Regions from separate parts of the Mus musculus genome. Here region 2 is linked to region 1. Evidence: chromatin loops called from intact Hi-C (ENCODE). Cell type or tissue: heart. All regions are shown on one strand. Each heading gives the region's core, and the rest is flanking DNA. Links, peaks and the distances in the headings are about the cores only.

Region 1 (16,524 bases), core at 3,819-11,818:
ATTTCTTTATAGTCATCCTATGAAAAAATTTGTACAGATTTTCTGTTTTAAATGACTTTTATCTTTTAAAAAATCTTTTATTTGTTTATTTGTTTACATTACAGATTTTATTCCCCTCCCAGTCCACCCTCCAATTCCACATCCCATATCTCCTTCCCACCTCCCTGTCTCCTTGACGATGTCCCCACCACCCACTGCCCACCACCCACCACCCACCCCACCAGACCTCTAAACTCCCTGGGGCCTCCAGTCTCGTGAGGGCTAGGTGCATATTCTCTGATTAAACCCACACGGAGTTCATCTTGTGCTGCATTTTATTTTTACTTATGACATTTTTTCTTGTATGTCACTACATGTTCTTCATCCATTTATGTTATCCAGGCCAAGGTTATCTTAATTTAACATTGGTAGGTCTTGTATATAAAATATCCCCTTCATGTTTTAGATTATCCTCTGTATCTTTTATCACATATGTCTTTACAATTCTGATTTTCTTCATTATAATCATCCCTCTTTTTTTTTCATCTCCCAGAAGTCATCAAAGATAAGCTAAAAACTAGAAGGTGATCTTCCTGAGATGGTTCCACCATGCACTGTTAAAGTTAATGATGGAATTGCTTCTTTAGGCAAGGCTGAGAATTTCACATTAGGAAAGATTCCTGTTATTATTATGCTTTTCGTGTTAAAATATATATATAAAACAATCACTAGGTATTAGCCCACCTTTTGAGCAGATCTTTCCAGAACAATGAAGATGTACTGATTTCTTAACTCTTAATGATGATCCTATAAGAATTCCTAAAAATGTATTAGTAACTATTAAGCTTTTTTTTATGATAAGACTGCTATTAAGTCCTTTCTGGTGTCAAAACTGCAATAGAGAACTCTGAGAGTCTTCAAGTGTCACCAGTTTATTGATTTTGAGGTAGCAAACAGACATCTGCAACTTAGAGCACATTCTAAGAGATTGTAAAACAATTAACCAAAGGTCATAAAATGGGAACTGAGGATTATTATAGGTGCAAGGACAGAAGATAAAATATTGACTGCATTTATCTATACAAAATTTCACTAATACCTTAGTCACAAAAATTATGTTTTTTAACCCTCCATGAATCTGTAGAGTTAGTGACAGATGATGAACATTTAGCCAGATAATTATTCTTAATGGATATGCATGTAAACATTCTCTGTTATAGATTTCTCATTCAATTTATGGTTTGAATTTATGTTTGAATTTCTAGTTGACTTGCGTAAAAAAGGGATGCTTGGAAAAACCATGTGATTTATTCTTTTAGAAAATGTACAAAAGACTAGGAAACATTACATTGGAGAGATAGCATTTGAGAACATAGCATTGGGAGTAAAGGCATTGGGAGCAAGAACATTGTTAAATCGGAGCAGAAGGAGACAGCAAGATTAGAAGAAGAATACAAAGTAGAATAACTTAGAAATTATAAGGCAACATAAAAAATAAAGAGAGTAATATGCAGAATACAGAGGGAAAATGGAGGAAAAAAGAATAAACTGCAGAGAAAGCAGAATGAGCAGCCAGGCTTCTCCTTACCATGGGACAGAACATGTCTTTTTTTTTTTAATAGCAAGGCAGGCTTAGTCTTCTAAAGAGAACAAAGCTTTCTTCTCACTTGGTTTTAATTCATTTAGCAGTAAAAGGGTAGAAGCTTTTTTTTTCTTCAGGAAATAAAGATTGGAGCTTATTTTTCATCCAGAATGAGTAAGTTCTTTCTGCACTGGTACTTGGTCTTTTGCTCCATATGCATATGTAAGTATGGATGTGTGTGTGTGTGTGTGTGTGTGTAATTATGAGATAGTATGTAAGCTGAGCTTAACTTGTTGGAATGGAAATGTATGCATGTATATGTATGAATCTGTATATGAATTTATGTAAGTTTAATCCATATTTATTTGTGTAAAGTTTTTCCTTCTGCGAGTGTAACTCTCTGAGTTCAACTGAAATTTAATGCTTCAACCCTACCCCTAGCCTGACAATAGAGAGGCATCTGGACAAGAAGGAAATTGGTCAAGCAATTAATCCTTTACTGTATCCCCTGCTGTTTTATGATGAGGTGCTAAATGCCAGAGATTGTTGTTTCTGGTCTCAAGGAAACTCAGGCAAGTCATCTAAGGTGACAAAGTGACTTAGACTTAAGATAAGTAAACCTTAATATACAGCAACTCTAACTATATCATAAGACCAAGTCTTACCCCGCTGAAGCTCGTCCCTCTCACTGCCTCAAGAGGAGCAGTGAAGAAAGAAGAACCTCTGGGGCTGGAACACACACACACACACACACACACACACCAGCATTCATTGATTCACTAAATGTCTCTCAGTAGTCTTAAAGAACCAGCTTTTAGTTCTCTTTGTTTCTTTGTCTCGGTTTGTTTTGTGACTTATTTCTAACTCCCAAAGGACTGCCTTCTTTTTCATTTTCTCAAATGAATGGACACTTTCATTTACCACAGTCATCTTTCCACTGTTAACTCATCATTTCATATTTTTAAGGATATATTCTTTCCAAAACACATAACCTGAAATATTTATAAACTATGATATTCTAGGTCAACATAGACAGTCAGTTTGTATTGAAAGAAAACTGAATTCAAGACTTTAAAGCCCTAGCCAGAAAGTTTATTCAAGGTCAATGACTCATGCGGCTTGCCAGTTAAGGGGGCTTTTTGGGCTTAGAGCAAAGAACAAAGACTGTAAAGCCATCCCAGGAACCAACTAGCCATTGAGATAAGAAAGGCATGCTCTGGAAAAGCTCAAGATGAGTAATGAACCACCTGCTGATATGGTTTGGATTTTAGCCAGATGTCCTGCCAACCAAGATAATCACCTTCCCTTTAGAGTTACTATCACATACTGCTCTCTGATGTTTAAATTGCCCATTTGTGTTACTATCACATACTGCTCTCTGGTGTTTGAATTGCACATTTGTGTTTAACTGCGCCAATTCCTCTTCCAGCCCCAGACCCTTTTTCTATAAAAACCCCTAGTTTTCGAGCCTCGAGGCTGACATCCGTTACCTCCTGTGTGAGATACATGCCGGTCCACAGCTCCGTCATTAAACTACCTCATGTGTTTACATCAAGACGGTCCTCTTCGTGATTTTTGGGTGCACGCAGAATCAGGAACAGAGTGGGGGTTTCCCCACTAGGTTCTTTCAGAATTGATAATGGAAATGGGCCATCATTAATCAGTGGGAAAGGACACATATTTCATGTTGCTTTCTTCTAGAGGTTGATTGGCTTTTTGTAGAAAATCTAAGAAGCATAAAGAGACAAGATAAAATTCCTTGCGAGAAATATTTAAAGTAGAATTATTAGAAAAGACAATTCCATATGTACTAAGATGAAATATTTAAATGCATTACAAAATTTTAAATGGAGTATGTCAATAATGATGTGGTGCAAACATTTCCTATAAGTAATATTTTGTTCTTGTTGATGGTTTGCAGTGTGTTTTAATTTTCAGTGTTAGCCATTTACATTACAGTGTTTGTGCAGTGACCCTCTGTGTTTACTAACACCTGCTACAAATCTCCTCAAGATGCTGATTTTCTTGCTTAGAACCCTGCAATTACATTTTCCATCATTACATGATTGTGAGGAATACTCATGAACAGTAATAACAGCTTTAAGGATATTGGTAGAGGAATGTGCAAAAGCTACTGAATGAGAAGAAGAAGAAGAAGAAGAAGAAGAAGAAGAAGAAGAAGAAGAAGAAGAAGAAGAAGAAGAAGAAGAAGAAGAAGAAGGAGGAGGAGGAGGAGGAGGAGGAGGAGGAGGAGGAGGAGCAGAAGGAGAAGAAGAAGAAGAAGAAGAAGAAGAAGAAGAAGAAGAAGAAGAAGAAGAAGAAGAAGAAGAAGAAGAAGAAGAAAAGGGCATGACTGCTCTTAGATATCGTAGAGGAGAAGTTGTATTTAGATATGAGGGAAAGCATAGCCAGAGGCAGAGACAGAGACATCTAGGAGAATCCAGAGTGAACATGGCCAAACTGAGCTTGAGCTAGGCCATGAGAGGAGAGAGGGAGAGGGAGAGGGAAAAGGAGAAAGAGAGAGAGGGGGATAGGGAGAGGAAGAGAGAGGAGAAACTGAAGAAGCAGCCAAGAGTGAAAGAAGAAAAAAAAAAAGGTAAAAAGGACCAGTGAGGCCAAAATATCTGGACAATATAGGGAAAAGCAGCTGGGTGCAGGGGAACTCAGCCCCTATGCTGGAGAAGGTTACGGTAGGGGTATGGACATACCTCTAACCAGCAGGGAATGAGAGATGCTGGGGAGAACCTGGCAACTGTGATATGTTAATAAACACCTTAGATAGCTATTTGTTTCAGGCTTTAACAGCTACCACATCTAATATCAGTAATACATCAAATTTTAGCAAAATCAAAGAGAAGGATATTAAGGAAATTAAAAAAAAAAGTCTTAGAGTTTTACTGCTGTTAACAGACACCATGACCAAGGCAACACTTATAAGGACAGTATTCTCTTGGAGCTGGCTTTCAGGTTGTTCAGTTCATTATCATCAAGGCGGGAGCATGGCAACATCCAGGCAGGCATGGTGCAGGAGGAGCTGAGAGTTCTGTGTCTTCATATGAAGGCTGCTAGCAAAACACTAGCTTCCAGGCAGCAAGGATGAAGATTGTAAAGCCCACACCCACAGTGACACACCTACTCTAACAAGGCACACATTCTAGTGTTACACTCCCTGAGCCAAGCATCTATAAACCATTCCATTCCATTCCCGGTCCTCATAGGCTTGTTCAGACACATGAAACTATGGAGGCCATATCTAGTGTAATAAAAAAGTACATTTAGTCCAACTTCCAAAGTCCCCATAGTCTGTCTATAGCAGTCTCAACAATGTTAAAAGTCCAAAGTTCAAGGTCTCTTCTGAGATTCATCTAATCACTTAACTGTAATCCCCAAACAAAGACAGGAAATCAGCTGAGCAAACTCCACACTCTGCATCTCCATGTTGTCAAAGTGATCTTCAGATCTCCAACTCCTTTTTCATCTTTGTTTATTGCAACAAAGTTTTTATTTTTTTATTTATTTTATTTTTATTTTTTTTAATTTCTACTGGACTGGTCCCACTCCCTGTTAGTAGCTTTCTGCTTTCCTCAGCAGATAGCCCATGGCTCTGGCATATCAAACATCTTGGGGTATCCAAGGCAACTTCAATGTTACAGCTTCTTGTTTCAGTGTTTGGGATCCATAAATGATTTTCTGGGCTCCCCCAAAGGGCTTTTGTCACTTCTTCAGCTCTGCCATCTGTAGCACTCTAAGCTCATGTTGATCCACTCCACTGCTGCTGCTGTTCTTGGTGATCATCCCATGGCCCTGGCATCTCCAATACACTGTGCTCTTCCACTGCAACTAAGCTTCACCAATAGCCTTTCAAAGGCTCTCTTCATGGTGCCAAGCCTCAACTCCTTTGTATGACCTCTTCAGTCCTGGAGCATCAACTGCAATTAGGGCTGCACTTTCACCAATGGCCTTCCATGGCCTCTCACAGTGCCAAGCCTCAGCTACTCTCCATGACACCTTTATGCCTTCAAAACCAGTACCACCTGGGTGACTTACACATTATCAAGTACAGCTGCAGCACGAGGTACAACCTTGGCTATCTGTGGAACACAGCTTCTTTGTGCTCTCAGAATATACTTCCCAGAAGATTTCGCCTCAGTGATGCTGGTCTCTTCTTAATCACCACTAATTTCTTAGCTCCAGCTAACCAGCATCGATTGTCCCAGTAGTCTTTTCTATTCTGAACTCTAAAACCAGAGCCACATGGACAAACTTGCCAAATTCTGCTACTTGCTGGGGCTGGAACATGGCCTCCTTGTTCTATTACATTATCACTAGCTTTCATTTTTTCCAACTCCTTTACTGTCTAAGCTTGCTTGTCCTGGAACTTGCTCTGTAGCCTGACTTTGAATTCGAGAGATTTGCATGCCTGTTTCCTAAACACTGGGAATAGTGTGTGGTCTATCATGCTTGGATTTAAGCTTTTCTAAACCGAGAATTTGCTGTGTGCTAGGCTGGCCTTGAACTCAGAGATCTGTTTATCTTTATCTCCTGGGGTTGAGAGTGTGTACCACCATGCCTGGATCTAAAGGTAGCTGGGTAGAATCTTGCCCAAAAGTCCCACTCCCTTAATTCATTATCTCCTTGATCACAGGATTAAGCTCCACTTCACTACATGGTATCCCTTTAATTCTTGAACCATATATTTTATTTTTTCTTTCTCAACTTGGCTTTGCGTGTTTAAAATGCTCTTCATGAAACTGAACCAGAGAACTGTAGCTTCCCTGAGCCTTGAGCAGGCTGGCTCAGACCTGTTCTGCCACTGTGGACTAGACCACCTAGGGTGGAGTCTCCCGACCTAGATAGGTCTATTGTTCTGGCACCTGTGCACCTCTCCAAGACTCTGCTACCCGCTGAGAGGCTGAACCTGTCTTCCTAAGACATTCCGGAACAAGTGCTGACAGGCTGGGGACAAAGCAACAAGAGCCTGGCTTGGTGGGGGGTGGGCCTTCCCCCTTTATAAACTCAGACTCTTAAGTAAACTCTGGGGCCTTGATCAGTATCTTGTCTTGTCTCCTTATTTCCTTCCTTTTAGCTCCAGCCTCCCATTCAGGAACCATATAGCTGCAGGCAGCTACAGAGAACAAAGTCTTTGATGGGTGTTTCTGAGACTTCCTTTGTCAATGCAATTAATCTGAGTCTCTTCACCTTAGCCTCAGGCAGACTCTTCTGACAAGGGCAAAAAGTAGCCACATTCTTCACTAAAATACCACAAACACAGTCTTTAGGCCACACATTGGAATTATCCACTGAAACTTCTTGAGCCAGGTCCACTCAATTTAAATCATACTCAGTAACAAAGTCTTCCACATTCCTACTAGGATAGCCCATTATGCCCCATTTAAAGCATTCTACTGCTTTCCAAATCCAAAATTCCAAAACGTGCATTCTTCCAAACAAAAGCATGGTCGAACCTATTACAGCAATACCCTTCTCCAGGTGCCAACTTCTGTAATAGTCAGGGTTATCTAGAGTCATAGAATTTATGGAATGTCTCTCTGTATTGAGAAAATGCACTGTAATGACTTACAGTCTGTAGTCTAACCCAATAATGGGCAACTGTGAATGGGAAGTCCAAGAATCTAGTAGTTGCTCAGTCCCACGAGACTGGCTGTTTCAGCTGGTCTTCTGTAGAAATAGGTTTCAACAGATGTGCTGGCAAGTAAGTGCAAGAAGGCGAAAAACAAAAACAAAAACAAAAACTTCCTTTATTCAATGTCCATATGGTCTCTAGCAGAAGATGTGGCCCAAATTAGTGTGTATCACCATGCCTGAATCTGGGACTTGCTTTGTCCCAGGGTGATCTTGAACTCAAAGATCTCCTTGCCTCAGTTTCCTGGGATTAAACATATGTAGTACCTTGCTTGGCCCTAAGCTTTTCATGGCTGTCATGCCTCAAGATGTTCATGCCAAGATCCAGATCAGAAACTTATGTCTTCCGGCCTCAAGATCTGGATTGTAGTTCATTCCAGGTATAGACAAGTTGACAACCAGGAATAGCCACTACATATGTTTAAAGTCAAATCTTGTTGCACATTGTATAGATTTTAAACTATACCCAATGAGCAACTTATTAATCTTTAGGTAAAGAGTTTATCTAATCTCAATAATCTCTCTTTCTTTTTGTGTTCTATTTTGAGGGCAGAGTGCAAAGAAATCAGGTACACAAGATTTGTAAGAGTGGGGAAGTACAGCATAGAGAAAAGAGACTTGGAGAGCACAGAACAGAGCAAGTTTAGGTATAAGATATTTGGAAGTCATTTGTCTGTGGTAGTGAGAATTTGGAAATCAGGTGTACTAATTTGTAGCTTTTAAATGAGGCCAAGCTGTTGTAATAAAATCTGAGTCCATGAAGGAAGAGAGAATGCTTACCTTGGTTTGGGCTGGACTCAGAAAGCGAATAGTGCAGTCCAATTAGACAGGCAGTGAGAACCAGAGACGTGTGGAAGACACAGTGGGCTAAAGAGTCGGACTCTAGAGCTTGGAAGCCAATTCACAGATAAGTGATCCATCCATACCTCTGCAGCTGCAACAGGAACACGGGGAGAGGTAAGCAAGGCTCTGTCAAGGCAGGGGACTCGCTCAGGTTTGTGGTCTGAGGCCTTGGAGGCAAGGGTCTGCCATTGTGATCATCCTTGCTAGTAAGACCTGAACTGTAGCCACAGAGGGAGGGATGAGAGTGAAGTTCCCCCAAACCCAGACTTAAAGAGTTCAGGCCACTTGCCAGAAAAGAGGCAGAAAATTTCAGGATCACACAGGATGCTAAATTCTACAGTGCCCTCTAGTGGTCATTTGGACTAGTTACTGTGGCCAGGCCGCAGAACAAAGGAAAAATCCAGCGTTTGGGGCACCAGGTCTGAGAAATTTTCAGTTTGGATAAATTTTTGCAGCAGGCACCCCTGGGGCATCTGGAGATCGATTTTAGGTCTCTCTGTGTTCATTTTCCCCGCCTGTGCCTGGGGTCGCCCAGTGGGAATTGTGGTAGTCTGGCAAAGGATGTCTCTTAAGATCCACCCCCACCCAACAGAGACTCTGTTCTGGAATGGGCCTTTTGGATCCTGGACCCAAAAGAAGAACTAGTACTTAGGTGGCAGCTGGGAAAGATTACTCAACCCAATTTCAAAGTCGATTGTGTCAGGTAGAGAGGAGGATGAGAGGAGCAGTCCCTATGTGGCCAAGAACTGCTTGGCCCACTGTGTTGAAGGCCTAACATCCCTTGTAAGGCTGGACCCCAGTCACTCACTGCACAGACCCTTTCCCAGGGAGCAGGTCTGGATTACTGCAGAACTCTCAAGTGGATCAAGCAAGAACACTGCAATTAGTTAGGGTTCTCTAGAGTCACAGAAATTATGGAATGTCTCTATGTATTAAGGGAATTTATTGTATTGACTTGATTTGGTTCAACTAACCCAAAAAATGGGCAGGTGTGAACAGGAAGTCCAAAAATCTAGCGGTTGCTCAGTCCCACGAAGGTAGTTGTTTTATCTGGTCCAACAGATGTGCAAGCAATAGAAAAGTCTTTCTCCTTCCAATGCCTTTATATAGACCTCCAGCAGAAAGTGTGGCCTAGTTTAAAACTGTGTACAATCATGCCTGGATCTGGAACTTGCTTTGTCTCAGGCTGGCCTTGAACTCAGACATCTTCTTGCCTCAATCTCCTGGGATTAAAGGCAGATACTAACTTGCCTAGGTCTAAGCTTTTCATGGTCACTCTGCCTCAAGATCTCCATGTCAAGATCTGGGAAAAAAAAAAAAAAAAAAGTCCAGTGAAAGGCCCAAAGTGGGATCCAGCTCAAACAGGAGGTCCCAAGGCCTGACACTATTACTGAGGCTATGGAGCATTCACAAAAAGGTACCTACCATGTCTGCCTTCCGAAAGACCCAACAAGCAGCTGAAGAGTCAGATACAGTTATTTGCACCCAACCAATGGACAGACGCAGCTGATCCCTGTTGCTGAATTAGGGGAGGCTGAAAGATGCTGAGAAGGGCTATCCTGAAGGAGGACCAGCAGTCTCAATTAATCTGGATTCCTAAGATCTCTCAAACATTGGACCACCAAACAGGCAGCATACACCAGCTGGTATGAGGCCCCCAACACACACATACAGTACAGAACTTCTGGGTCTGTGTTCATTCAGAGATGCTGCACCTAACCCTCAAGAAACTGGAGATCCCAGGGAGTTTAAAGGTCAGGTGGAGTGGGGTGTGGGTACAACGATGTGGAGACAGGTAGGTGGGAGGAGGTATGGGATGTGGAACAGTCGCTAGAGGGTAGATTCGGGGGATAGGGTGGGGGTAGGGAATAAAATACGGAGTGTAAAAAAATTACTACTACTACTACTACTACTACTACTACTACTACTACTACTAAAAGATCTGGGCCAGAAGTCTGTGTCTTTCAGCCTCAAGATCTGGATCACTGGTGTGCCCTCCATTTCTGGATTGTACTTTATTCCAGATGTAGTCAAGATGACAACCAGGAATAGCCCTCACAAAGAGTGTCTTTGAATTAATGAGGTTCGTAGGCACATAAAAAGGATAAGGTGGCTCAAGAATATAGATGCTTGTTTTCCTCTGTGGCACTGAGGATAGAAGCTAGAGTCTTTCACATACTAGGTAGGCAGTTCACACTAATTACATCTCTCAGCCTTCAAAAACACTTTCTTGCACTTAGAAGCATGTTTGACAGTGGGGATTCTAGGGAGGTTGTGATATATGTTTAAGGCATATTTCGAAGAATCTCGAATTCTCTATTGTTGACACTGAAAAAAGCCTGTTATTCTGTAACCTTTCAGCTTTCTACGCTACACACAGGTTATTGGTATAAATGTATTATATCATTATAAAATATAAATTTCCATTGTGGCATTTAAATATTGCTTCAATTTCTTTCTTTTTTTGCAGCTTTGTTAAGATCTTTCTTTTTTTAAATATTTTTATTAGGTATTTTCCTCATTTACATTTCCAATGCTATCCCAAAAGTCCCCCATACCCTCCCCCCAACTCCCCTACCCACCCACTCCCACTTTTTGGCCCTGGCATTCCCCTGTACTGGAGCATATAAAGTTTCAATTTCTTTCTAACGAATGCTTACAATTAAGTTGAATTTCATTGATGTGTTCATGATTTGTTTGTTTGTTTTTTCAAATTAATCTTCTACTTCTTCTGCTATTGGAACCTTTATAATTTTTAGGTTTGAAATACTTTCATAGTATTAATTCTGAACACTTTTAAAACACTCAGGTGACCTACTATTTTAAACAGTTTATAATATTAACCATAGAAGGTACAGAAAGCCTGGATCATTCCAGTACTGCTACAGAGGAAATCTTCACATGTGGCATGAGTAGAGGCCACCCACCAGGGACTATTTGTAAATATTCCATTTATTATTTTTAATCTAAGCACTAACCTTAAGTTTTTTAAATTAAATATTCAAATATAGTCTACTTTTACTTATAAACTTATTTTGGAGATAGGTATTTTCAAAGTAGTATCCCATGTACAAAATTCAGATTTGTAGTCACTCAATGAATATTTGACAAGCATATTTGAGATAATATTCTTTTCACTCTTTTGGTGCCAAAACTGCACATGGAAGCAAATGTCAGCTTCCTGTCATACTGTTGACTTGTTGATCTTCTAGTTATCAGAGAGTGCATTGTACTCTTTCTTCATATTCTCCCAAATAATAAACGTACACAGTTTAATAAGTAGCTTTGTATGGCTGAACTACATGATTTTCAAGTTTAGGGGTTTTTTGTTGTTGTTTTCCGTATCTCTCAAGTGACCAAACTTTGATTGTATATATGTTTTTAATTTTTGGCTGGTCTGAGGAATCATCTCCAGGACCTTAGCATGCTAGGCAAGTGTTTTTCTACTAAGCTACATCCATGACTGAAAATATGTTACTTTATATGGCATAAGATATGTCCTAGACATAGAATGAATACAGCAGATTCTCTGTCTATAAGAATGAATACAGCAGATTCTCTGTCTATAAAAAATATATATAACACAAAGAGGAAAAGGTGTAGTAATTTAGCACTATTGAAATGAAGTTTGATAAATGACATTTAATACTGTAAATTCCAATACAATATTTGTTAGTAAAATCTCATGGACAGAACTGGATGTCCATTTCTGTTCTGGGAGAATAGAGAGGTCGAGAGATGGGACAGTTGCTGTCTGGGCTTGAGTATCATGAAGGGTGTACCCTATAGGAAGAAGTGTTACCCTCACGCCAAGCAATGAAGAACTGCTTTCTGGAAGATGAACAGGAGGAACTGGGTTAAAGGAACAGGTACAGATGACTAAACTAATGAGAGAAAGGGATGAAATTAAAATTGGGGCTATAGTGCTACATAAAGAATTTTTGACATTATCACAGAGTGTTTAGGGTCCTTTTCATACAAGTTAAAAGAACTATGGTAAATTCTCTCTCTCTCTCTCTCTCTTTCTCTCTCTCTCTCTCTCTATCTCGTGAGATAAGTTTCCTCTGTTTTTGCCCTGGCTATTCTGGAACTCCTTTGGAAACCTGGTGGCCTTGAGATTAGAGATCCGCCTGCCTCTGCCTCCCAAGTGCTGGACTTGAACCAACACACATGGCTAATTCTTTCATTTTTTAAAAATAAGCAAGAACAATTGGCAAAGCTGAGAGCACTTCATAATGCCCATACTGAAATCAGAAGTGGTTAAATGGAGACAATGGCCAGGAATAAAGGCAGGGATACTTCTGAGTAACTTACTAAACTGAGTCATGCTAGTGAGAGAATTTGTGAGTCTATGCTTTCCAGAAAAACCTGAGTTCTTGGGTTATTACTCCCTTTACTTAGAATCGATGTATTTCTCATGAAAGACATAAGGCACAATGAAAAAGAAGGAAAACCAAGAGCATGTTACAGAGAGATGCCCCTAATTTAGTATTCGGCAGATTTCCTGAGATGACAGAAGAATAAACCTTTACTAATGATTCTTAAATCTAGATACATTTTTATCTTTATTGTCAATTGGAACTCATTAATATGAAGGAAAGCTTTTGAGTCTTCTAGATTTGCCTCTTAATCTAAGTGTTAAAAAATGTGCAGGAACACACTGTGCTATGTGTTGATTAGAGTTTAATTCGATCTTATCCCTGAAGTTTCAATGACATTGAATTCAACAATAACTCCCTGAATCTTTATTAGCTGTGATCTTGGAGGGTTGTTTTAAGCCATATAAAAACAGAATATATAGATTATCTTCTTTTGTTTTGTTTTGTTTTTCGAGACAGGGTTTCTCTGTGTAGCCCTGGCTGTCCTGGAACTCACTCTGTAGACCAGGCTGGCCTTGAACTCAGAAATCCACCTGCCTCTGCCTCCTGAGTGCTGGGATTAAAGGTGTGTGCCACCATGCCAGACCCGATTATCTTCTTTAATGTAGCAAAATTCTAATATGCTTTCAATGCACACATTATGTCACCCAAACTCAGCAATAAAGTTTTTTAAGAATGAAGGCTAAAGTAGGAGTTTTAACATAGAGGACAGGGACCAATGGAGAATATAGGTAAAATGGAAATAGTAAAATGGAGAACCAAAAGCTTTCAAATAAGACACACATTTCACTGAATTTGGAAGGTAAATAAGCAAAACAAAAGCAACAAAAACACCCAACTACATTACAAATATGGCATAAAACTTTTGAAATTATCCAGGCAAAAGCTTTGTGCATGTACAATGTGTAAATATGAGTGTTTCACAATTCAGCTATTCCAAATTTACATACATTTTAAATTTTAAAATGTGTATGTAAAGCAGAACCGTCAAACCAATTTTGACATGAATTGTTTGTTTTTAGCTTTACTTATTTTATTTAATTTCTATAAATGTTTTGCCTGTATGTATATCTGTCCACCATGTGTGTGCTTGGTGCCTACAGAGACCAGAGGAGGGTGTTGGATGCCCTGAAAGTGGAGTTATAGATTGTTATGAGTCTCCTTGTGGGTTTTGGGAATTGAACCTGGATCACCCGAAAGGGCAAACAGTGCTCTTAACTTCTGGGTTATCTCTCTAGCCCTTTAGTATGCTTTAGTTTAATGACAAATCTGAATTTCAACCAAACAGCTGCTTGTTTCATCAATTATCTTTTTAATACTAATCGAGGCCATAATTGCATTGGTAACATTTCAGTGCAGGAAGTAGGAGATCTGGTTCTGAAGTAAAAGAAAGCAATAAAGTTGAGTCAGGTGGAGACATAGTATAAATTTTATATCCTCCTCCTCATCATCATCAAAAGCAGTGTGTGAAGGGTCTGCTCTCTATCAGCTTTTGTGAAGCTCAGTAGACACAATGGCAAGTGACACAAGCTCAGACCTTCCCTCAGAGATTTCTGTCAAAATAGAGTGTGGCTTGACTAAGTGGTCACACTCTCAGTAGTTTGTACAGAACTCTTAATTCCAATCCCAGCATGAAGGGAAGGTAAATAGAGAGACAAGTAGCAAGGGTTCGACATTCTGTGACACAGATGTTCAAAAGATGGAGAGAGGTTCCATGTGGTTAGGTTACAGCTTATATAGGAAACCAGTAGGATATAAGTTTGAAAAGCTATATTTAGAGTCATGGATCTGATCCTGAAAGACCCTCGAGGGGAGACCCTCACTCAGACACTCAAGTCCCGGGACAGCTGCGTACCCAAGAAGACACTGAGACCATACATAAAATGTAGAAGGCAAGATTTAATAAAGCAGCGACATGAAAGCATACAGACCAGAGCTCTGGGGTCGAAATAAAGCAGCAACATGAAAGCACAGAGCTCTGGGGTCGAAACTCATACACCTAGCGGCACCTAGTGGTGTAGAGGAGAATCGACGACCAGCCAAAATTTTTCACAGGCTTATATAGTAAAACTCAAAGGGGGAGAACTGGGCAGGGAAAGTACAAGTTTACATCACTAGGGAGTTCTGCCAAAGGACAAGGGGTTCTGCCAAAGGATTCTACGTAACTAAGGAGTACCTGGTTCATTTTGAGGTTGTTCCAGGAGGCCTTTATCTCAAAAATGTAGGGTGAGGAGTTTTGGGGTGAAGAAGAGTTCAGTAAAAATTTTTATTCTTCAATCCCTAGGAACTACATCAACATTAGTTGTCCAGTGGGTAGTTTCATTTACAAGACCTGGGCTCATATGTCAATATTGATTTATAAATCAACTGCACACATGTGGTCTGTGTGTCACAGACAGGAAGGGTTCTTCTAGAAAGAGACCAGAGGATACCATATGTGGATTGTGCAAGGAAAAAAAAAAAAAACTACAAAGTCCTCCTGACTGCCAGTCATTGTTTGGGCTGGGAAAATCTTCAGGAGACAACAAGAAATGCCTAAAAGGTGCTAGAGAAAATTCAGGCAGAAGTTGACAAAGTCAGAAATGCAGTAGGAAGGACAGTATTCGTTGAACTGAATGATGTGGAGGACAGGTGACATTTTGTGGGTTTGAGTTCTGCCTTGCCTCTGGGGTGTGGGACATATTGCTTGGGGAGGCAAAACACGGGGAATTTGACTTCGCTTATCCCACTCTTAGTGGTCTATTGCTGCAATCCATGGAGGAGATAGTAACAACACAGTGTGTTTTAAGACGGAGATAGAAAAGAAAACAGAAGACAATTTTCTTTTAATACAGAGATTGAAGAAAAAAACAAACAAAAGAAACTCTTTTTTTTTGGTCCTGTTTTGTTTTTTTGTTTTTGTTTTTGTTTTTTGTTTTTGTTTTTGTTTTTTTGAGACAGGGTTTCTCTGTGTAGCCCTGGCTGTCCTGGAACTCACTCTGTAGACCATGCTGGCCTTGAACTCAGAAATCTGCCTGCCTCTGCCTCCCAAGAGCTGGAATTAAAGGTGTGCACCACCACTGCCAGACAACAAATGAACCTCTTTACATCAAGTTTTGCTCACCAAGTTTTTCCACTCACCAAGTTTATATGAAATAATCATCTCCACAGCTTCTGCTGAAGGCCTAGGTAAAGCCACTGGAAGAAGGAAGACTCACTCTTTGTTGACCACTTGCACTTACTTGCCAGCACTTATGTTGGAACCTACTTCTACAGAAGACCAGCTTAAACAACTAGCCTAGTGGGACTGAGCAACTACTAGGTTCTTAGACATCCCATTTACAGCTGTCCATTGTTGGGTTAGTTGAACTACAGACTGTAGTGAGAAAGATAGGGTGTAGGGAGAGGAAGAGGGAACAAGAGGGAGAGGGAGGGAGAGAAAAAGAGAAAGATTCCATAAGTTCTGTGATTCTCTAGAACTCTAACTCTATAAGAGTTTCCATGGTCATGGTGTCCCTTTCCAGTAATAAAACCCTAACTAAGAAAGAAGCAAAAGGATACACTTTGCATGTAGCTGCTTTACTAATGTATTATTGAAAACCTGGTTCCCCTTCCTTCTCGTTAGTGAACCAGAAGACAGGGTCTATATGAATTTTCCACTCCTAGATGCTTACCTCAGAAATACTTTTGATCTTACTTAATTGCTCTTGAATTTTTGTTTGTCTGATTTTAGCCTGACTGCTGGGGCCTCATCCAGCAAAATTTCTGCAGTGTATATATTGAAGCTCACATGGAAAAAAAAAATCAGCAAACTTTTAATGACTTTTGGTTAGGGAGAATTTTGGCTTTCTTTTGGGATAAACTTCCAATATTTCTTTTAAACGTTCCTTAACTCTGTTCTCTAAATTTATAATTTGTTAATCCCTGTTACATTTCTATTTGATAAGAGACAAACATGATAACATTCAGGCTAAATTTCCCTTTTTAGATATGGCTTTCTATAAGCCAAGCTACTTGCATTAAAAAACAAATAGTATCCTGTACCATATGCAATCTTAGCTATTAGTAACCATAGGTCAGACAATATAGAACACAGAAAGAACAAAACATTTAAAATAA
Region 2 (16,524 bases), core at 3,991-11,990, 450 kb before region 1:
GAGAAAGAGAAAGCGAGCGGAGCTCTGGCATGCATCAGATTGCTTGCTCTCTTCTGCCTGCACATGTACTGTAACTGGCTGCTTCAAGCTAATGCTACTAAAATATACACCATAGCTCCTGTCTCTGCTCTACTAACTACTCTTCTAGCTGTGTCAAGCAATGTCTCTCTCCCCATGTCTCTTTTCCGGGGTGAGGGTGTCCCCATCCTGTTCCCTTTTTTTCCCCTGAGTCAGAGAAGAATCGACCTCACAGAGGGTGCTGCAGAGGGCCATGGGGTTATATAAATCCCAGGGCAGAGGGAAGGTGGAGAGGAGGGAGTCAAGAGAAGCAGAGGGTGGCAGGAGAGCCAGAGTTCCATCAGCCAAAGAATCATGGTGAGGCTGGGTACCAACTAGGGGAAGCAGGGTCCAGGATCCAGGATCCAGGATCCAGAGAGATCTGGTCCTGGCCTCCAGCTTGGGAGAGGTGGTGATGAGGGAGGTGGCTGAGCTTTGAAGGTCAGCTGCGTATCTTCTGCCCCATTCAGAGGAGGAGGTCACATCTGGAGAGCAGGGATTTGCTGAGCATGACCCCGAGGGTCTCGTTTGCAGCTCCAAGAGTTTACAAGGTACCAGGATGACTCAGGGGCAGAGGTGTCGGGGATTCTCTGCAGAAGGAACACGGCAGAGCAGGATCTGCTCCCTGGGAGCTCAGCTCTGCCCATCTGTCCGTTGTGCAGGGCATCTGACCCAAGTCCCCTGGCTTCTGCTGCTTCTCATCTCTTTGGGCCTCTTTTTGCTTATGTTGGCCACCCTGGTTCAAGGTAAGTCAGAGCAGGGCTGGGAGAGGGTGACAGGAGTACAGAATGCTTTTAGGTTGACTTGTTTGCTTTTGGGGGGGGAGGGAGTTCTGTTTTTATTTTATTTATTATTTTATTTTTGCACTTGTTAAGCAAGAACTCCAGCATGGGACAGTAGCTGAGCTCTTAGATTTTCCCTCTGTGGTGATCATTGCCTAGCCCCAAATTCACCACAGCTGGGACATCTAAAGTCCACATCCCTCCTTTCATCTGTGACCACCAGCAGCTTACTGTCCTTCTCTGAAATGGGGATCATCTTTCCCTTGCAATTGAACTTGGCACAGCCAGGTACTGTCAGTGTTCATAAGAGGGCATGGGTGTGCTCTTCTCTCTTGCAGTCTCCAGGATTCGTGCATACTCACAGGGACAGACCCAGGATCAGCAGGGTAGCTCCAGCTTGGACAAGGGTAACTGGGGCTCTAGGTGGGAGAGGACTCTGAGGTTGTACGAGGCGGGTAACCATGGGCACAGGCGTGCTGGATGCATGGCATGATGGGGGAGGCCAGAGACCTGTTGGGCCTAACAGAGTCTGAGACTCAGTGCTGTGGTCTGTGAAATGGGGTCCTGGGGTCAATATGACCACCAGTGTGATTTCATGGGTCCAGCTCTGGAGCAGGCACGCAGTTGATGCTTAATTGTTGCCAACCTCTCCTTGTAGTTGCCGTTCCTCGGGAGCAGACACACTCCGGCTTGGAGCAGATCCAGCAGATTCAGCAGCAGCTGACTCAGTTCAACGCCTCGCTGGGTGAGACTCCAAGGCCTGAGTTAGGACAGAGCAGAGGGGTCATCAGATGGGTTGGCATCCACCTTCTAGGGCTTCCACTGAGGCAGGCAGGACAGAGCACATGCATTGAGGTCTGGGTTTGGGGAGCTCTGAGTGGATAACTGAAAAAATAAGAGACCAGCTCTGGGCTCTAAGGTCCAAGGCAGAAGGGAGAAGAGAAGCCAGCCACTGAACTCAGTGTCTGCTCCGTAGCTGGCCTGTGCCGGCCCTGTCCCTGGGACTGGGAGCTCTTCCAGGGAAGCTGCTACCTCTTCTCCAGAACCCTGGGCAGCTGGGAAACCTCTGCCTCCTCCTGCGAGGATCTCGGGGCCCACCTGGTGATTGTCAACAGTGTTTCAGAGCAGGTGAGTGGGTCCATCTGTCCTGGGCATTGGACTCTAGATGATAGGAAGCTGTGGGATGTGAAGGAGATGCTGTCTGGGAGGGCTTCCTGTGGGAGGAAGCACAATGGAGTGAGGAGGTCCTCTGGGGGAAGAGCAGAGGGAAAGCAGTTGGACCTGCAGGGAGTAGAGAAAGTCTGAGTCATCGTGTAACCCTCCAGAGATACACCTGTGAACTGAGATGTAAATTAACTTATTTCCTCCTGTGTGCCCTTTAACCCCCACCCATGGATGCAATCGTATGCCAGAAAACCTGATTAACAGCAATAGGCCTGAGTTCAGAAAGAACATGCGTGAAGGCAGGAAAGAGTGGGATTTTGGAGGGTGGAGGTATCCTCCTGTCCATCCTCCTGACTCCCACCTCCATTCAGCAATTCCTCAAATACTGGCACATCAGAAAGAATCAGCTCACCTGGATCGGCCTCAGCGATCACAGAAGTGAAGGTTCCTGGCAGTGGGTAGATGACACCCCACTCAAACTCAGGTGAACCCTCAGAGGCATGGGGCAGGGAGATGGCCCTCACTCTAAACACGGTCTTCAGTGTTGGAAAGCACCAGGCACATTTTAAATCCAGGACCCCACATCCCTGGACTTTCTGTCTTTTGAGCCTAAGTCTGAGTCCCCAGAATCTGCGTTTTCACCTTGCTGGCATGGTTCGCGTGGGGATGATGTGGTGACCAAAATGAGATCCCACATTTTGCTAAGCCCTGCCCTGGACTCCTGTCCACTGGCTTGGTCCTCAGACTTTGACTATGAAAGCCCAAGACCCAGGACTTCTGCAGTGAATGAGGAGTGGATGGTTCTGGGCAGGATGGCTGTCTCTGATAACTAGTAATGTTTACAGCTTCTGGAAAGAAGGGGAGCCCAATAATGAAGGGGACGAGGACTGCGTGGTAATGGCAGAAGATAAATGGAATGACAGCCGTTGTACTGCAAACAACTTCTGGGTCTGTGAGCAGCCCTCGGCTCCCTGCCCTGGTTACTGAGGGTCTGTGCTCCCCTAGCCACACAGGCAACTTGGGGGCACTCTGCTCCCGTTCCAGCTGCCTTGTTCATCCCAGTGCCCCTGTTCTGAGACCTCTGAGATCCTGAGAGAGTCCCTGAGGCACCCTACCCTGCAGCGCTTCCCTCTTCCTCTGTGGGTGATTTCAGTTCCACAAATCCCCTCAGTAGAGTCACACCCGCTTGGGGCTGGGGTATAGCTCAATGATACACCCCAGTTTGCCTAGCATGGGTGGCTCTCTGAGTCCCATCCCCAGCACCCAAATAAAATAATAAACTATTAAGTGTATACATGGTTTGATGTGTTGTATTTAGTGGATTCTCTATTTCTGACTCTGTCTTCATTGGTAAAACTTTGGAATGTTTCATGTTAGCTAGTATATTAGTGTCTACAACATCTTTGGGTTGTGAGCAATTTGTTTTATGGTTTGTTTGAGTCTCACTATGTGTTCCTGGCAGGCCTTGAACTCACAGAGACCTGCCTGCTTCTGCCTCTTGAGTGCTGGAATTAAAGGCATGCAGCACTACACCTGGGTGAATATTTTTAAAAACACTGATTTGGTACCTGAACACCCACTGGGTGCATTCTCATTCACATTCATGTTTTCACATTCTCTCTCTTTGTCTGTCTGTCTCTCCCATCTCCACATGCCTCTATTTCTCTCTTCATTCATTAGTTCATTCATTCTTTTATTCACAGACCCCCAAGCATTTCTTCCAGGTTTCTGTACCTAGCATTCAAATAAAATGCCACAGTCATCATCTGGTGGTTCTAGAGCTTAGCACATCCTTTGCTCTCAAAACAAACTTCCATGGAACTAGTGGAGGAATGACCAGCCCTCTGGGCTCCCCAAGGCTACAAAGAGCCACCCAAACTTCAAGGTGCTTTCAGCCACAGGCTGCAGAAACCCAGACCATGCTTCCTGCCCCCCCCCTTTGTCTTGGCTCGACCTTCTGCCTGGTGTCATGTGCTTCTTCCACCTCCCCAATAGGTTCCATGTCCTCAAGGAGCAAGCCAGTGTCACCTGGTGCTCCCCTTACCGTGAGCCTGTTTCTCCTGGCACCTAAGGCCGGGCAAAGGATAAAGAGCCCCTCCCAGCATCTCTCCCTCAGGGACGCTGTCTCCAAGCCCACTGTCTCCCAGCCAGGAAGGCCCTTTTCCTGGTGATGCCAAAGGCTCAGCCTCCCCTAGTATCTGAAACCTAAGGAACCTCAGCTGGGGTCCCAATAGACTCCCCGTATCATCCCCACTACCAGGCCTGTGGCCTGTCACCAGAGATGCCCCCTCGTCCCCCTCCACCGATTTCCATTTCACTCCCAGCCCTCTCCTGCCCACCTTCTCCCCATGCCTGATCACCATCCCCATTCCCCTCTCCCACACACTCATAGGTCCCTCTCTCTATCCATCAAATAACTAGTTAGTTTCCCCTTCTGAGTGAGATCTGTGCACTCTCCCTTGGGACCTTCTTATTATGCAGTTGCTTTGGGTCTGTGGATTATAGCATGATTGTCCTGTACTTTATGGCTAATAGCAACTTATAAGTGTTCTTTCTTGCTCTGGGTTACCTCACTTGGGATGAAATTCTCAAGTTCCATCCATTTGCCTGCAAAATTCATGATGCCTTACTATATAGCTGAATACTATTGCATTGTGTAAATACACCACATTTTCTTTATCCATTCTTCAGGTGAGGGATTTCTAGGTTGTTTCCAGTTCCTGGCTATTATGAATAAAGCTACTGTGAACATAGTTGAGCAAATGTCCCTGTGGTGTAGTAGAACATCTTCTGGGTATATGCCCAGGAGTGATATAGCTGGATATAGAGACTAAAGTGGCCATCTCCTGTGCCAGACAGGACTTCCAGAGGAGGGAGGGGGTGTCAATCCACCCATAACACCTCCAGCTCAAAATGTGTCCTACACAAGTTGTGCAGGAGTAAAGATGGAGCACAGATTGAGGGAACAGCCAACCAATGACTGCCCCAACTTGAGACCCATCCCCTGTGAAAGAACCAACTACTGATACTTAATGATGCTCTGCTTGCAGACAGGACCCTAGCATAACTGTCTCCTGAGAGGCTTCATCCAGCAGTGGATGGCGGCACATGCAGAGGCCACAGCCAAGCATCAGGCAGAGCTTGGGAAGATGCAAGAGTGGAGGATAGATTTGAGCAAGCCTGACGAGTCAAGGACACTACAAGAGGAATTACAGAGTCAACTAACCTGGGACCATGGGGGCTCACAGAGACTGGACCAGGGAGCATGCAGGAGCTGGACCTAGATGCCCTACACACTGTAGCAAGTGTGCAGCTTGGTCTTCATGTAGGTCCCCTATCAAGCAAAACACAGGTTATCTTGGTCTCTGTTCCCTGCCATTGGATCCCCTTCACCCTACCTGGACTATCTGGCTAGGCCTAGTCCGACTGGGACTAGATGTCCCAGGGTGGGACAGTACCCAAGGGGGAGGGGCTCCCATTCTCTGAGGAGAAAGGGAGGGAAAAGTGGCAGGAGGGACTTGTTAGGATGGGACTTGGAGAAGAGGAAGGAGGGGGGCTGTGATCAGGATTTCAAGTGAATAAAAAATTATTGAAAAAGAGAGAGAAAGGAAGAAAAAGAAAGAGAGAAAGAAGGAAGGGAAGAAAATGAGAGAGAGAGAGAGAGAGAGAGAGAGAGAGAGAGAGAGAGAGAGAGAGAGAGAGAGAGAGAGAGAGAGAGAGAGAGAGAGAGAGAGAGAGAGAGAGAGAAAGCGAGCGCTCAGGGAGCTTTTAGACTCTTAGAGGGAAATTCCCCCTCAGTCCTCTGGGTGGCGCCAGACATCACGGAAAGCGTTGCTCTGTTTGCTTTTCTGCCTCTGCCTTCACGGTTACCTTGCTTCACTCGCTGACCTCAGGACCAAAGAGAGAGCCTGTCCCAGGGAAAATCAGCTCCTTGATCAGGAACCCTCTCTGCATTGCCTGATGATGTACCTCCCACCTCGCTGGCTACTGCTTCGTGTGGAGTTCAAAGAATTTAATTTTTTTTAGTATACAGAAGCCTACAGTTACAAAGCCTTGGATACAGCTTAGGAAAACTGCGACTTTAGAGTCCTTGAATATTTGAGGCAAACAGCGATTTTTAAAGAGACTTTGAAGTGTTAGAGAGGCCTTGAATTTTGAAAGAGACTTTGGATGTCTTAAAGAGACTGGAATTTTTTGTTTTCTTCTGTTTTTCAAGGCAAGGTAGCCATGACTGTCCTGAAACTCACTCTGAAGACTAAACTGGCCCCGAACTCAGTTATCCACCTGCCTCTTCCTCCTGAGTACTGGGATTAAAGGCGTAGGCCACCACCACTACCACCACCACCATCCAGGCAAGAGGCTGAATTTCCAAAGTGCTTGAATAGAAAGAAAGAAAGAGAGAGAGAGGGGGGGGGGGAGGGAGGGAGGGAGGGAGGGAGGGAGGGAGGAAGGAAGGAAGGAAGGAAGGAAGGAAGGAAGGAAGGAAGGAAGGAAGGAAGGAAGGAAGGAAGGAAGGAACCTGGGATTTTAAAAGTTGAACTATTTTGTGTTATGGCATTAATATTGACATGAGATCTTGAGGATAAACAAGAAAGATAATGTTATGGTTTAGCAATGACTCTGTTTATGTGACAATTTGACAAAGGTTCCATTGCCCTGATTGGTATTTTTATCAACTTGAACAAGCTAGGGTTATCTGAGAAGAAAGAACCCTGATTAGAAAATGTCTACATGGCTCCCTTTCTCTGAGGGGAAAGGAAGGATGTCTGGGGAGGAGATGAGAAAGAGAAGGACTGGGAGGAGAGGACGCAGGGGAAACTGTGATCAGGATATTAATTAACTAATTAATTAATGAATGAAAAAAAGAAAGAAAATCCCTCCACAAGACTGGCCTATAGGCAAGCCTGTAGGGTATTTTCTTACTCAGTGATTGGTGCTGCTGCTGGGAAGATGGGCCTGGAGTGTATAAGAAAGCAGACTGGGTAACCCAGGAGACAATGTTCTTCCATGGCTTCCGCTTCAGTTATGCCTTGAGTTCCTACCCTGACTTTCTTTGAGGAGAGACTGTGAGATAGATGTGTAGATGAAATAAACTTTCTTCCCTGAGTTGCTCTTGGCAGCGCTGTTTTATCACAGTGGTGGAGCCCTAAGACACCCGCCCACTGTGCTATCTTCCTCCGTGCTGTAGTCATCACCTGACAAAAGCAAAGGAAATGTTCATTGTGGTTCTTCACTTGAGGGTAAAACCCACTGCGGTGCCCAGAATGTCTGCTCACATTGCATTTGCACTTAGGAAGCAGGCAGAATTGAACACATTTTCTTGCGTTTTTTTAAATTCAGGATTAGAGTACAGCCCTTCAGATGGTGCCACCCACCTTAAGAATGGCCCTTCCTGGAACTGGAGAGATGGCTCAGCAGTTAAGAGCACTGACTGCTCTTCTGAAGGTTCTGAGTTCAAATCCCAGCAACCACATGATGGCTCATAACCATCTGTAATGAGATCTGGCGCCCTCTACTGGTGTCTAAAGACATCTATAGTGCACTTATATATAATAAATAAATAAATCTTTTTTTAAAAAATGGGCCTCCCCTGCAAAAAAAAAAAAAAAAAAAATTAAGCTTCTCTGAAATCACTCTCAGACACTCTGATGGCTATTCTTGATTGCCAACTTGACTGCATCGGGATGAACTCCAGAAATGGAGAGCACACTGTGAGAGTTTTGCTTGGTTTGAAGCGGGTAAATCCATTCCTAGTGTGAATCTTTTGAGGTTTTGATCACATGCCTTTCATATGTATCTTGAGACAGGAAGACACATCTTTAATCTGGGGCACATCTTCTGCTGGAAGCCTATGTAAGGACGTGGAAAGAAGCTTTTGCTCTTTGTCTGCTTGCTCCTTGCCTTGCTAGCAAGTCGTCACTGGCATTAAAACCTACTCCTTTGAGGTTCCAATGTCTACAAAAGACCAGCTGAGACATTCAGCCTTGTACACTAAGCAACTACTGGATTCTGAACTTTCTATTCATCGACAGCAATTGTTGGATTAGCTGGATCACACATAGCTATTAATATATAACAATTATATATATGTTAATATATATAGTTTCAGAGAGAGATTTATTCTATTGAGAACCCTGACTAGTAAATATAAAGACACTACCAGACTTGTCTTCTAGGTGATCACAAATTAAGTTGACAATGAAAATTAACCATCATATCAGCCAGGGTCCAAAAAGCCAGATGTGAGCATCCCAAACTATTTGTAGAAAATTCTGTGAGCACAACTAGAGGCTGATGAGTCCGCTCCGCAGGTAAGGGGAGTGAAGACTTGAGCTTGATCCTTGTAAACACATGATGGAGGAAGGGAACTCATATCTACAAATTGCCCTCTGATCCCCACACATGCTCTGTCCCCATGTGCATGCCCATCTACCCACATCCCAAATAAATTATAAATAAGTGTATAAATATAAAATGGCTGGCATATATACACATGTATATAAATGGATCTTTTATTATATATCCCCAGTTTGTAATGATCAAAACCAAACAAGTTAGCATTTCTGGTTTTACATTTTTTGCTTATTTGTGTTAGGAGTTTTACTGGTTACTTTTCTGTGACTGCAATAAAACACCATTACCAAGGCAATCTATAGAAGGAAAGAATTATTTGTCTTGCAAAAGGATAAACATCCACCCATTTCACTTTTTTCTTACATATCACTGTTTAGTGCTGTAGGTGTGGTTTGGTTTAGGTGGACTTTTTTAAAAGGGGTGTTTGTTCTATTTGTGTTTTGTTTGAGACAAGTTTTCCTGTAGCCCAAGCTAGTCTTGGTTTTATAGGCAAATGTTAGAAGACTCTAAATCCATGTTCTTTAAACACATATTTAAAAGTACATTGGTAAGATAAGAGCTTAATAAAATATCAAGTATTTAAGTTCAATTGATGAATGAAATGCTTACTGTAGACCCAGTGATGTGGCTCAGCTGGTAAGGACACTTGCTGATAAGCCTTAAGATTTAAGTTTGGTCCCCTTAGCCCACATGGAGAAAAAAGAAATCTGACTCTTGAAAGTTTTCCTCTGTTCTCCACAATATGTGAGCACCGCTGTGCACACACCACATGGAGAAAACACTCCTGGTACACAAGTGGGTGCACTGCTGATTCTACTAGATCTTTAAAGAAATGACCGTACTCCTCAAATAAGAAGCTTTAAAGTTTTATCCAGGTACCAAAAATAAGAACACAACAACAATCATAAACCAAGCTCTCTGACAAACATAGACACACATACACAAAAAATCTTAGCAAAATACTTATAAACCAAAGTCACATAGGCTGGGTGTGGTGATGCAGGCTTATAATCCTGACCCTTGAAGCAGGTGGATCTCTAAAGGCAGCCTGCTTTAGGTAATTGAATTTCAGGACAGCCAGTACTATATAGTGAGTTCTCTGTCCAAAAAAAAAAAAAAAGGACAGACATCACTCATCATGTTCAAGTTGACTAATCCAGAGGTGCAGGGATGTGAAGTGGGAATTTCTGGTTTCATTGGAGACTCAGTTGTGTCATGTGATGTTTTTCTAGAAACTGTCTTATGAGAGTATGCTCTGCTGAGAGAAGACACGTGGTGTTTTTCTGGAAGTTGCTTGGTGAAAGGGCATGTGATGTTTTGCTGGAGCGATGATTGAGAGACACATGATGTCTGGAAAGAGTAGAAGGATAACCCGACTGGTAGTGAACAACCTTGCAGCTGTTGGCCATCACTGGGCTTCACTGACGCTGGTCTTTGCTGACACGCTTTTGCATTGGTTCGCCTTGCTTTCTTTGCTGATCTTCGCTTGCCATGACTTTATAGAGAGAAACACACCAAAGAACTTCTGGTGGTATTTTGGCTGCTCCTTGCCACTTCATTGGAGCCTCTCTGCTTCTTCTGGACCTGGCTGCTGCTACTGATTTGCATTGGTGTTTTGCTAGTGGACCAGACTGCTGACAACAAAGACTGAAATTGCCCCAAACAGCTATTTCTAAACATGTCCACAACTGCATTTCCTGTTAACCTTTCTTTTCCCCTACCTCTGGTGGGTGGGCTAGAAGGGCAGTTGAAGCATTAAAGAACCATAATTAAAGTAGGTTTTGAGAAATTTAAGTCTACAGAGGTGGTTTAGTGGTTCAACATATATAAATCAATAACTGTATTTAAAATAACATAAATGGACCCAACAACAGCAATCGTGATTGTTTTAATAAATGCAGATTTTGACAAAATCCAGTATCCAATTATTATAAAAGCCCTGAATACCAGGAAAAAAGGGGGGGTCATATTTTCAATTTTTTTCAATCAATATTCTCTGATTACACTTCGCCTCCCCAACATCTCTCAGTTTCCCCTCACCTCCCCCATGCACCTAGCTCCATACCCTTTCTCTTAAAAAAAGAAAAAAAAATTTAAAAAGACACACACAAATACAAAAACAAAACAAAAACAACCAGGCAAAAATCATACAGACAAAGCAATTTGAAGCAACACATCTACAAAAATATCATAGAGTTCATTTTGTTATGGCCATTTATTGCTAGGCATGAAACCTAACATAAAGTATGGTTAATATATCCATGCAATGCCACTGGAGAAAACGCTTTCTTTTCCTTGTGACGTCAATTTCTGAAAGCTTCTTGGTCTCCTTCTCCTTCTCATCATTAGAATCCTGTGTGGCTTGACTCTGTGCAGGCCCTGTGTGTGCTACCACACCAAATAATGAGGGACTTCACTGTGTGGATTCATATGTGCATTTGTCGTGCTATGTCTGGGGGATATTGTTTCCTTGGAGTCATCCATCCCCTTTTAAAATCATTCTGCCTCCTCCTTCATGTAGCCCCTGAGGGGAGGGGGTTGATGAAGACCTCCACTTAGGAATGAATGATCCCAAATCTCTCATTCTCTGCATCCGTCCTGTTGTGAATCTCTATGTTAATTTCCCTTGGTTAATTTCCCCCTAGGCCCAAATTCTATCCAGTCTTAGGTTCTTAACCAGCTGAGTAATGTCAGTAATGGGTTCCAGCTCATGGAGTGGGCCTTAAATCCAGTCAGAGAGTAGTTAGTTGTTCCCACAATATTTGTACCACTATTGCACCAGCAGAGCATGCAGGCAGGTCGACAGTGTAGGTCACACGGTTGGTAGCTGCCTTGTGTTTACCTTTCTCCTCTGGAACGATGCAGCGTACCTTGTAGCCGTGAATACTAGTCAGTAGGGGTGAAGGCTTTTGTTAAGTACCAGTTCGTGTTTGATAAGTGTTGTCTTTAGCACTAGGGCCTTATTGCCATCAGTTCATGGAAAGTAGTCAATAACCTTAACAGTAGCATGAGGTGTATAGGAATTTCCACGAGACCCCGTTGGCCAACAACTCAACAAGGTGTAACTATCTAGTTGCATTACCATTCTGGTACTAGAGGTTTCACATGGTGACATAAGATATCTAGTTTGGACATTGTCTCCCTCACTATTTGGTGGCTCCATTAAGATTTCTTTCATATATGTATATATTTTACGTAGCTTCCAGAGATAGGTTCCCATATGACTCCTCAAATGACTCTTAGTGACAGTTACCCCTCCGTATATTCCCTCCCTTGCTCTCCCTCACATTAACAACTCCTGTTCCAGTCTCATACATGTCTTTTCTAACTATATTCTATTTCCCTCTCCTCAGAACATCCTTCCCTCTCCTCTTTAATCTATATTAGCCTCTTTACTTACACAGATTATAGCCTGCTTAGTAAAGATTTATTTGACAGATAACATCCATATATGAGTGAATACCTATGGTATTTGTCTTTTGGGGTTTGGTTATCTCATTCAGGATGATTTTTTTTTAGCTCCATCTACCTGAGAATTTCATAATTTTTTTAAAAGGCTGGGTAATATTCTGTTGTGTGGATGTGCCACATTTTCTTTATGCATTCATCTACTGATGGCCGTCTCAGTTGTTCCCAAGTTTGAGGTATCATGAATCTCATCATATTCATAATGAACATGAATGAGAAAGTGTCTCTGTAGTGTGATGAAGTTCTTTGGGTATATGTCCAAGAGGGGTATAACTAGATCTTTAGGTAGCTCTAGTCCCAGCTTCTTGAGGAAGACCACACATTCCTGAGGAAACTCCATGCTAATGTACATAGTGAGTACACAAATTTGCAGTCCCACCAGCACTGAACGAGTGTTTCTCTTACTCCCTCCCCCCTCCAATTCTTGCCAGCATGAACTGTCAGTCGTTTTATTGATCTTTGCCATTCTGACAGGTGTAAGATGAAATCTCAAAGTAGTTTTAATTTGCATTTCCCTGTTGACTAAGGATCCTATCTATTCCTTTAAGTGTTTCTCAGTTTGTGTTTAAACTTTTGAGAACTTTAGTTCTGATATGGATATTAACCCTATAATAGATGTGTGATTGGTAAAAATCTGTTACAGTTCTTCAGGCTGCCCCTTTCTCCGAATGACAGTGTCCTTGCCAAACAGGAGCTTCTCAGTTTCATGAGGTCCTATTTTTTGTCATGGTTATAGCCTGCTATTGGTGTTCTGTTCAGAGAGTCTTTTCCAGTGCCCATGAGCTCTAGACTAGTCTTCATTTTCTCTTCATCCGATTCAGTCTGGACTTATGGTGAGGTCCTTGATTCATTTCTGAGTTGCTCTGTGTAAGGTGAAAAATACGGATCTAATTTAATTTCTCTATATGTAGCCATCCAGTTTGACCAGCACCATTTATTGAAAATGCTATCTTTTCTCCAAAGTGTATATTTGACTTCCTTGTCAAAACTCAAGTGTTCATAGGTATACATACTTATGTCTGGGTCTTTGATTTGACTCTGTTGTCCATGTGTCTGGTTTTGTGCCAATACAATACTGTTTTTATTACTATAGCTCTGCTGTACAACTTGAAATCTGGGGTGGTGATACCTCTAGATTTTTTTTTTTTCAGGATTGTTCTATGTAGCCTCCCCCAGCCTTGAGTAGGCTAGCTTTGACCTTGCTGCCACTGAGTATGAGACCACCTGGGGTGGAGTCTTCCGATTTAGATAGCTCTATTGTTCTGTCACCTGCTGCTGTACTTCTCCAAGACACTGCTACCTGCTGAGAGGCCCTTGAGATATTCAGGAGACAGTATCCAGCTGATCACCAACAGGCTGGCAACAGGCATCAAGAATGGATTGGTGGGGGATGAGCCTCCCCCCTTTATAAGCACAGACTCTTAGTAAACTTGGGGGCCTTGAACAGAAACATGTCTTGCCCTCCATTATTTCTCTCATCTTTCTCTTCCATACAGCTCCGGCCTCCCACTCAGGAACCCAGTTAGTGTGGCCGCAGGCGGCTACAGTTCTACTTAGGAGTCTTGTGGGGAGGAATGTGTGTGTCTGTGTGTCTGTGTCTGTGTGTGTGTCTGTGTCTGTGTATTCCCATATGAAGCTAAAAATTATACTTTCAATTTCTGTGAAGAATCATGTTGGAATTTTGGTGGTATTACATTGAATTTGTAGATTGCTTTTGGTAGGATGGACATTTTTACTATATTAATCCTACATATCCTATAAGTATAGGATACCTTAACCTCTTCTAATATTTTCTTCACTATCCTCCTTTGGTGTCTTGAAGTTTTTATTATACAAGTTTTTCACTTGCTTAGAGTGATTCCAAGATATTTCTGAGGCTATTATGAAATGAAAGGTATACGTTCCTGATTTCTTTTTCTGTCTGTCATTTAATATATAGGAAAGCTACTGATTTTATATGTTAATTTTGTATCCCGATAATAACTAGAAGTGTTTATCAGCTGTAGAAGTTTCCTGGTGCAGTTTTAGTTTTATGTAAAAAAAAAAAAATGTCATCTGTAAATAAAGACAATTTAACTTCTTCCTGTCCTGTTTGTTTCCCTTTGATATCCTTCAGTTGTCTAGCTAAGAGTTTAATACTATATTGAATTTACATAGCAAAAGTGGACAGTCTTGTCTTGTTCCTGATTTTAGTGGAAACAGTTAACTATGTTATGGTTGATACTGGCTGTGGGCTTGCTGTAAATCACCTTTATTGTGTTGAAATATGTCTCTTGTATCCCTAGTTTCTCAGAGACTTTGGTCAGGAAGAGATGTTGAATTTTATAAAGGTGTTTGCATCTAGGGAGACGATCGTGTGTTTTTACTTTTGCTTTATTTATGTATATTATGTATATGTATATTGTTTATCAATTTATGTAAGTTGAACCACCCTTGTACCTCTGGAATGAAGCCAACTTGATCATAGTCGGTGATCTTTTTTATGCACTCTTGGATTTGGTTTGCAAGTATTTTGAGATTTTTGCATCTACATTCATAAAAGAAATTGGAATATGATTCTCCATCTTTGTTGGGTCTTTATGTGATTTAGGTATGAGAGTAGCTGTGGCCTCAAAAAAAAAAAAAGGCAATGTTCCTTCGGTTTTATTTTTCAGAATAATTTGAGGAGTATTGGCATTAATTCTTTTTTGAAGGTCTGATAAAATTCTGTGCTAAAACCATCTGACCCTGGGCTTTTTTCTCTTTCTTTTTGGTTGCAAGACTTTTAATTACTGCTTCTATTTCACTGGGGCTTATGGATCTGTTTAAATTTCTTATCTGCTAATAATTTAATTTGGTGAGTTATATATATCAAAATCTCATCTATTTGTTTTAGGTTTTCCAGTTTGGTGGAATACAAGTTTTTTTTTTAAGTATGTCTTCATGATTCTCTGAATTTCCTCAGTGTCTATTATTATGTCTCCTCTAAGCATACCAAAATATCATTTATAGTGTCAGAGGGTTGGCTATCTCCTATGGGATGGGTCTCAACTTGGGCCAGTCATTAGTTGGCCATGCCCTCAATCTCTGTTCCATCTTTATCCCTGTACATCCTGTAGGCAGGACAAATTTGTGGTTGTTTTGTTTGTTTTTGTTTTTCCAGATAGTTTTCACTGTGTAGCCTTGGCTGTCCTGGAATTCACTCTGTAGACCAGGCTGACCTCAAACTCACAGAGATTTGCCTGCCTCTGTCTCTGCCTCTACCTCAGCCTCTGCCTCCCAAGTGCTGATATTAAAGGTGTGCACCACCACCACCCTGCTCCTCTAATTTTATTAATTATGTTCTAATTTTATTAATTTGGATTTCTGTCTGTGTCTTTTAGTTAATTTGACCAAGAGTTTGATGATCATATTGATTTTCTCAAAGAATGAACTCTTTACTAATTCTTTGTATTGTTTTTGTTGTTGTTTCTATTTATTTGAGCCATTAGTTTATTTCTTGTTATCTATTCCTTTTGGGGTATTATGTCTTCTTTATTACTTCTTGTTTTCCTAGATCTTTCAGATGTGCTAAGTTACTAGTACAAGGTCTCTCCAGTTTTTTCCATTTATTTATTTATTTATTCACTTTATATACTGATCATAGCCCTGCACCCTCCTCTCCTCCCAGTCTCACCCTTGCACTCATCATTCCCCCATTCCCTCCTCCCATTCTTCTTAGAGAAGTGAAGCCCCCACTTCCATGGGTACCAGCCCATCCTAGTATATCAAGTTGCAGCAGAACTAGGTGCATCCTCTCCTACTGAGGCCAAACAAGGCAGCCCAGCTAGGGGAAAGGGATCCAAAGGCAGGCAACAGAGTCAGAGATAGCCTCAGCTCCATATGAAGATCGAGCTGCATATCTGCTACAAATGTGTAGGGGGCCTAAGTCCAATCTATGCATGCCCTTTGGTTCAGTCTCTGTGAGCCCCTATTGGCCCATGTTAGTTGACTTTGTAGGTCTTGTGGTGATGACCCCTCTGGCTCCCTCAATCCTTCCCTGAATTCTTCCACTAGACTCCACAAACTCTGCCTGTGTTTGGCTGTGGGTCTCTGCATTTGTTTCCATCAGTGGCTGGATGAAGACTCTCAGAAGACAGTTATGCTAGGTTCCTGTCTGCAAGCATATCAGAGCATCATTTATAGTGTCAGAATGTTGGCTTTTTCCTATGAGATGGGTCTCAACTTGAGCCAGTCATTGGTTGGCCATTCCTTCAATCTCTGTTCCATCTTTATCTCCACACAGGCTGTAGGCAGACAAATTTGGAGTTGAAAGTTTTGTAAGTGAGTTGGTGTCCCTTTTCCTCCACTGGAAGTCCTGTCTAACTTCAGGAGGTGGCCACTTCAGGCTCCATATACACCCCTCCACTCCAACACCCCAATGCTAGGAGTCTCAGCTATGTTCATCTCCATAGACTCCCTGGAAGCTCCTCCATGCCAGGTCTCTGGCTCATTCCAGAGATGCCCCCTACTAATTTCTATCTTCTCACTGCCCTCTCCCCACCTTACCCCACACTTGATCCCTACCCCTTCTCCCATCCAGTTCCCTCCCTCCATCCACTTCTGATGTCTATTTTATTTCCCTTCTGAGTAGGAGTCAAGCATCCTCCCTTGGACCCTTTTTGTTACTTAGCTTCTTTGAGTCTGTGGACTGTAGCATGGTTATCATGTACTTTATGGC

What was found. Hi-C counts contacts between places; a loop is a spot of excess contacts. Peaks named below come from ENCODE experiments on the same cell type or tissue, not always from the same donor. Only the 100,000 strongest peaks of a DNase experiment are listed, where the experiment ranks them.
Region 2: a loop joins it to region 1, with 8 times the contacts of the local background. A loop is called at or near these places in 16 of 42 quality-filtered maps.

What each region holds. Positions count from the first base shown.
Region 1 is chr8:4,580,100-4,596,623 of GRCm38, forward strand. No RefSeq gene overlaps it. Among named protein-coding and RNA genes, the nearest start is that of Zfp958, 25 kb to the right of the region's middle. In heart, for the core only: a CTCF peak has its summit at 8,408 (motif pointing left); no DNase peak of the experiment used is centred there; H3K27ac peaks cover 446 bases.
Region 2 is chr8:4,134,413-4,150,936 of GRCm38, forward strand. Cd209g (CD209g antigen) reads left to right here and starts at 324. Exons shown (of 8, transcript NM_027343.3): 1 at 324-375; 2 at 528-608; 3 at 720-803; 4 at 1,178-1,246; 5 at 1,498-1,584; 6 at 1,816-1,967; 7 at 2,375-2,487; 8 at 2,849-3,295. The coding sequence starts at 782. The coding sequence ends at 2,990. In heart, for the core only: CTCF peaks have their summits at 5,820 (motif pointing right) and 7,512 (motif pointing left); a DNase peak (open chromatin) is centred at 5,859; H3K27me3 peaks cover 726 bases.